Regions from separate parts of the Homo sapiens genome. Here region 2 is linked to region 1. The links are chromatin loops, found by intact Hi-C in ENCODE. Cell type or tissue: K562. All regions are shown on one strand. Each heading gives the region's core, and the rest is flanking DNA. Links, peaks and the distances in the headings are about the cores only.

What was found. A loop is a pair of places that touch in the nucleus more often than their neighbours do. Peaks named below come from ENCODE experiments on the same cell type or tissue, not always from the same donor. Only the 100,000 strongest peaks of a DNase experiment are listed, where the experiment ranks them.
Region 2: a loop joins it to region 1, with 5 times the contacts of the local background. A loop is called at or near these places in 5 of 110 quality-filtered maps.

Annotation. Positions count from the first base shown.
Region 1 is chr9:86,285,510-86,288,427 of GRCh38, forward strand. TUT7 (terminal uridylyl transferase 7) reads right to left here. Exons shown (of 27, transcript NM_024617.4): 27 at 2,224-2,918. Among named protein-coding and RNA genes, the nearest start is that of ISCA1, 4.4 kb to the left of the region's middle. In K562, for the core only: CTCF peaks have their summits at 1,017 and 1,685 (motif pointing right); no DNase peak of the experiment used is centred there.
Region 2 is chr9:86,412,759-86,415,676 of GRCh38, forward strand. It overlaps LOC102724080 (a long non-coding RNA gene), which reads left to right and starts at 1,083. Exons shown (of 2, transcript XR_007061636.1): 1 at 1,083-1,812. In K562, for the core only: a CTCF peak has its summit at 1,698 (motif pointing right); no DNase peak of the experiment used is centred there.

The sequences.
Region 1 (2,918 bases), core at 225-2,724:
GCATTAGTTTCATAGTTCTAGACATTTAAAGAAGTGTTTTCCTGGTAAGACCTCACTTGATTATCACAACTGTGTGGAAAGCCAAGAATGGTTTCCATTTTATAGGAATGGAAACTGAACTGCCTGAGATTAGGGGACTGCCACACAGCTGGAAAACGAGGTGGGCCAGACCTTGTCTAAGTCTAGAGTTCCATTCAGTGGAAAGTCTATGTAGTTCTTGACTGCTGCTGTCCAAATATGCCTGCTTCCAAAGAAAAAACTACTGAGGGCTTTACAGTTTTACAGGGGTTTGATAAATTCTGTTTTCAACGTGTGTGTGTATATTTTTGCTTGTAACACTGAACTCTATTGATGTATTTATCCAGGATCTTTTCCACTCAGGAAAGATTTAAAAGTAGAAGCCATTTGTCAAACATATTTCAAGAAGAAAAATACACTGAAGTTATCTAAGAACATTTAAAAACATTTTTGCACACTGCTGATCCTGCACACATTGAGCAAGAGTTTTGTTGTTGTTGTTGTTGTTTGAGATGGAGTCTTGCTCTGTCGCCGAGGCTGGAGTGCAGTGGTGCAATCTTGGCTCATTGCAACCTCCGTCTCCTGGGTTCAAGTGATTCTCCTGCCTCAGCCTTCTGAGTAGCTGGGATTACAGATGCCCATTACCAAGCCCAGCTAATTTTTGTATTTTTAGTAGAGACGGGGTTTTGCCATGTTGGCCAGGCTGGTCTCGAACTCCTGACCTCAAGCGATCTGCCCGCCTCGGCCTCCCAAAGTGCTGGGATTACAGGGGTGAGCCACTGCACCCAGCCAAGCAAGAGTTTTAAACATCATAGATTGGGGCCACTGGACCACTGCTATACAAAAGAGATTTCATATTTTTGTTCCTGAGAGAAGGTGGCAAGGAGAACCTTGGTAATGGGGCATTTGTACAGCTTAAGATAGATAAGCCGGCTGCACTTGAAAGATAGCTAGGCCAATGGACTTAGCAAAGAGCAGACGTTTTGGCATCCCAGCTGGGGCAGCAAGATGGGGCTGCGACCACATCCAGGTAAAGAATCAAGGGCAATCCATTATCCAGGCCTGCTGGCAAATACTGCTCATTGTCCCATGGATCCAGTGTGAGGTATTGAAAATCAAACAAAAGACCCAGTACTTTGGGCAGAAGCTACCTTAAGGATCAGATTAAAATGTAGGAAACTTTTAACATCCTTAAAGGGATACAAGAAAATATGGCTCCTATGAAAAGGAAGAGAATATAAGTAAACTAAAGAAATGAGAGGTAAAGGAAGGTCAGTGAGGCAAATTCCAGAAAATTAGAAGTGCAATGAGAAAATCCATATTAGAAACAGGAAGCACCAGAATGACAGTAAAAATTAAGCCAGTCATGTAGAGATTAAACTTGAAGTTTTCCTAGCATGAAAAGTCACTGGATAGATGTATTTCTATATTGAGGTAATTTTCTTTCTGAATTACAGGGATAAAATTAAAAAACAGAAGCACCCAGGCAGAAAAACAAAACCTACAAGAGAACAAAAATCAGCCTGGTCTTAGACTTGTCTTCTGCTATAATGCTAGAAAACAACAGAACAGCATCAATGGGCTTTTCAAAGAAAAGTGTGACAAGCATTGTAAGCCTAGTCGACTTTCATGCATGAGTTAGAGAGAAGAAACCAGAAGGGGGCAGCTGAGGACGGTCACGTAGAGCAGCATCAGCCCAGGTTGCGTCATTCATTAGTTTGCGTTCAAAATGAGTAGGGAATGATCACTAATTCTTTCTACCATGGCCTCCAAATTCTGAAGTCTTTAATTTTGATATGATTCGTCTTTAGCTAGACTGTCTTCAAATAATTGTTTAAAAAAGAAGGGCACAGGGATGTGCGTCTTCTGAGTCCTCAAACATCCAGAATGTTCGTCCAGCAAGCACCCCCTGAGCCTCCCTGCCTACAAATTCCCCGCCCCCCCACCCCCATCTGTGCCTTTTATAATAACAAATTTATACGTTCCCAGAGCCTGGAACACACTGGATGTTAACACACACCAATGATTGCAAGGGCACAAGTCAAAGGGAAGTCTGTGTACACTATTTTAGGGGAGTATATTTGTCCTTTCTTCTTTTTTGTTAAACGCCTCTTACTATCATTCCCAATGTTCTCACTCCTTGATCTTTTTTTTTTTTCCCCAGGAAATTTAGGAATCTTTCACTAGAAAATAATGTAGATAAAATTACAGGTTGAAATTCTGATTTTATTTCAAAATGATAAATAAACCGAGGCATAGTTCTGACCAGGTACTATGTCTGCAGGGCTTTTGAAATTAAAGAAACAGTCCAGGAGGGCTCCAGTCAGACCCAGAATGACACCAGCCACACTTGTGACTGGCAGAGATAACCTCTTTGATCTTCAGCAATTTTAAAAGTTCTTCATCCTAATTTCTGAGTATCATAAAAAGTAAAAAGTACTTTCATTTTATTTTTCCTTTGAAAATGTTTTTAGTGGCAAACAGGACTACTTGTTTTCCTTACTTCATTTTTATAAGCATAGTAGTTATATGTCAATTTACTTAAAATTAGAGAGGGAAACCCCAGAGACCTGAGTGGCACTGCCCATCCACTGAAGGCCCACATAAATAGGTACTCATGTTCATGTTATCACGTCTACAAATAGCAATAAAATGATGTCCGTAAATCGGAAGTACAGCAGTAGCAGTTCATACATATCTGATATGCTTTCACACCAGGATTCAGTAAACAACAATAAATATAATTTCCCCTCTTCAAAACAAAAAATGGATTTATACGGAAAAAGGGTTAATTTACTTGGGGTTTATCAGCACACCATTTTTAATGTGCTTTGAAAGAATTAAAAACCATGAAACTGTATTCACTGAATACCGGTCCATAGTTATATTTTTTCTTTTAA
Region 2 (2,918 bases), core at 182-2,681, 130 kb after region 1:
TTACCAGTATGGTCCTGAAGACAAGGCACAATCAAAGCAATGGCTACCAAGAGGTGAACGTGGTGCAGTCAAAGCAAAAGACGATGGGTCAAGAGCTGAGGTTATGGCAACAGTTTTTTGGGATGCTCAAGGCATTTTGCTTGTTGATGTTCTGGACAATAACATCTGACTATTATGAGAGCATTTTGAGAAAGCTAGCAAAAGTTTTAGCAGAAAAACTCCTGGAAGAGCTTCACCAGAGAGTCTTTCTCTACCATGACAATGCTGCTGCTCATTCCTCTCAGCAAACAAGGTCAATCTTGCAAGAGTTTTGATGAGACATCATTAGGTGCCTATCCTCCAGTCCTGATTTGGCTCCATCTGACTTCTTTCTGTTTTCTATTCTTAAAAAAATCTTTAAAGATCACCCATTTTTCCTCAGTTAATAACATAGAAAAGACAACATGAACATGGTTAAATTCCCAGGACCCTCAGTTCTTTAGGGATGGACAAAATGGTTGGTATCATCACTTAGAAAAGTATCTTGAACTTGATGAAGCTTATGTTGGGAAATAAAGTTTATATTATTTATTTATTTATTTATTTATTTATTTATTTATTTATTTAAGACAGAGTCTGGCTCTGTCGGCCAGGCTGGAATGCAGTGGCACGATCTTGGCTCACTGCAATCTCCACCTCCTGGGCACAAATGATTCTTGTGCCTCAGCCTCCCGAGAAGCTGGGATTACAGGCACACACCACCACACCTGGCTAATTTTTGTATTTTTAGTAGAGATGGGGTTTCACCATGTTGGCCAGGCTGGTATTTTTATCTTTTAATTCTTTTTTTTTTTTTTTTTTGAGACGGAGTCTTGCTCTGTCGTTTAGGCTGGACTGCAGTGGCATGATCTTGGCTCACTGCAACATCTGCCTCCCAGGTTCAAGTGATTCTCCTACATCAGCATCCTGAGTAGCTGGGATTACAGGTGTGCACCATCATGCCTGGCTAATTTTTGTATTTTTAGTAGAGACCGGGTCTCACCTTGTTGGCCAGGCTGGTCTTGAACTCCTGACCTTAGGTAATCCTCCTGCCTTGGCCTCCCAAAGTGCTAGGATTACAGGCGTGAGTCACCGTGCCTGGCCCCCATGACCTTTTCGAAGTCCCCTAGTATGCCTTTACACCCATTTCTAGAATGATTCCCAACATTCCTTCATTTATTCCTTTATTTATTGAATAAATAATTATTAAATGCTTGTCATGTATGTTCCAGGCTTTGCTCTAGTAATTTCGGATATATCAATGAACAAAGCAGGAAAGAAAAAAAAAAAAGGCAAAATCTCTGCCTTCCGGGAGCTCACATTCCCACAGGAGTCACAGGAAACAGCCAATGACCAGTAAGCATCACAAAGAAGTCATGCCAAAGAACCAGACAAATAGCTGGAAGGAAGAGGGGAACTCCTTTGTGACGCCAAATGGGCCAAAGGGTCGCTGGGAAAACTAAGCCTTACTGTCCATCTTGCCTTCAGGATAATGTGAAATATGGCCTAATTTTTGAAGTTTTTTTCTTAGAAATTTTACTGAATCCAAAATAAAACAAGAAGATCATGGTGGATATAGCTTCCAAATTTATTCTGCAATAAAACAGGTTTGAATCTAGATATACAAGCAAATAGCAAATAATATACATTCTTTTTTGCAGAGTCCAGAATTCTCTTTTCTCAACACTAGATGGCAGTAGAGTTAAAGAAAAAAATCCCAGCAGTTCTTTGTACAGGGATTTGGTGATTTTTCCCATAAAGCTGCGATGAGGATGAACTCAGAGCAAAATCTATGTAAGTAGAAAGTTAAATTACAATAGAGGTGTGAAATGATGCTTTAACATGTCACACGCTCATTTTGGCAAAATGTGTTTGGGGCAGAACTCTCTCTCTCCCTCTCTCTGTCTTTCTCTGCCTGTGTGTCTTTACAGGGTAAGCCTAGACAGAATTAGAGAACCATTAACTCTGACTCCTAATACATGATGTTAACTTTAGGTTGGTGAAAAGTCAACTTAACTTTTTTTTTTTTGGGGACGGAGTTTCGCTCTTGTTGCCCAAGCTGGAGTGCAATGGCGCGATCTCAGCTCACTGCAACCTCTGCCTCCCGGGTTCAAGCGATTCTCCTGCCTCAGCCTCTAGAATAGCTGGGATCACAGGCGTGCACCACCAAACCTGGCTAATTTTTTGTATTTTTAGTAGAAACGGGGTTTCACCATGTTAGCCAGGCTCGTCTCAAACTCCTGATCTCAGGTAATCTGTCCACGTCAGAGTCCCCAAGTGCTGGGATTACAGGCATGAGCCACCACGCCCAGCCAAGTTAACTTAACTTTATCCTTTAAAATTGCTTCTGGGTTTGTTAACTTTTTTTGATGCCATTTAACTGGTCCGCTCAAGATTGGTTAGGTCTCAGAGGACATTTAGTGTGAAAATGGGAAACTCTGAGGAAGTCAGCTTTTCAGTGGTGTTCAAATGTTTTAGCAAGAAGTTCAAGAGTAATGTCAAGATGCTCAGAATATAACACTAACAATAATGAATGCGTGGGAGAGGGGGAGATGAAGCAACTGTATTCAGCTGCTAACATTGATGAACCTGGGCAGAGGGTGTATGGTGTTCATCCTACTATTCTCGTAACTTTTTCATAATTTTAATTTTTTTCAAAATAGAAAATAGAAACAAGTTATCACAAAATGTGTAGCTTAATGCCTACAGGTAATAGATGCATAGAAGGAATTACTATGTAGCATAATCACAACTACAGCAAATACACCGAACATATGAGTCTAAGAAGTCCTGGATGAGATGGATCTTTCTAGAAGGCCAAGTCTTGACTAGTGACTGGGCCCTGGTCTGGTATTCATTCGTTCCATCATCCAAGTGATATTTATGGAAAAACTACTAAG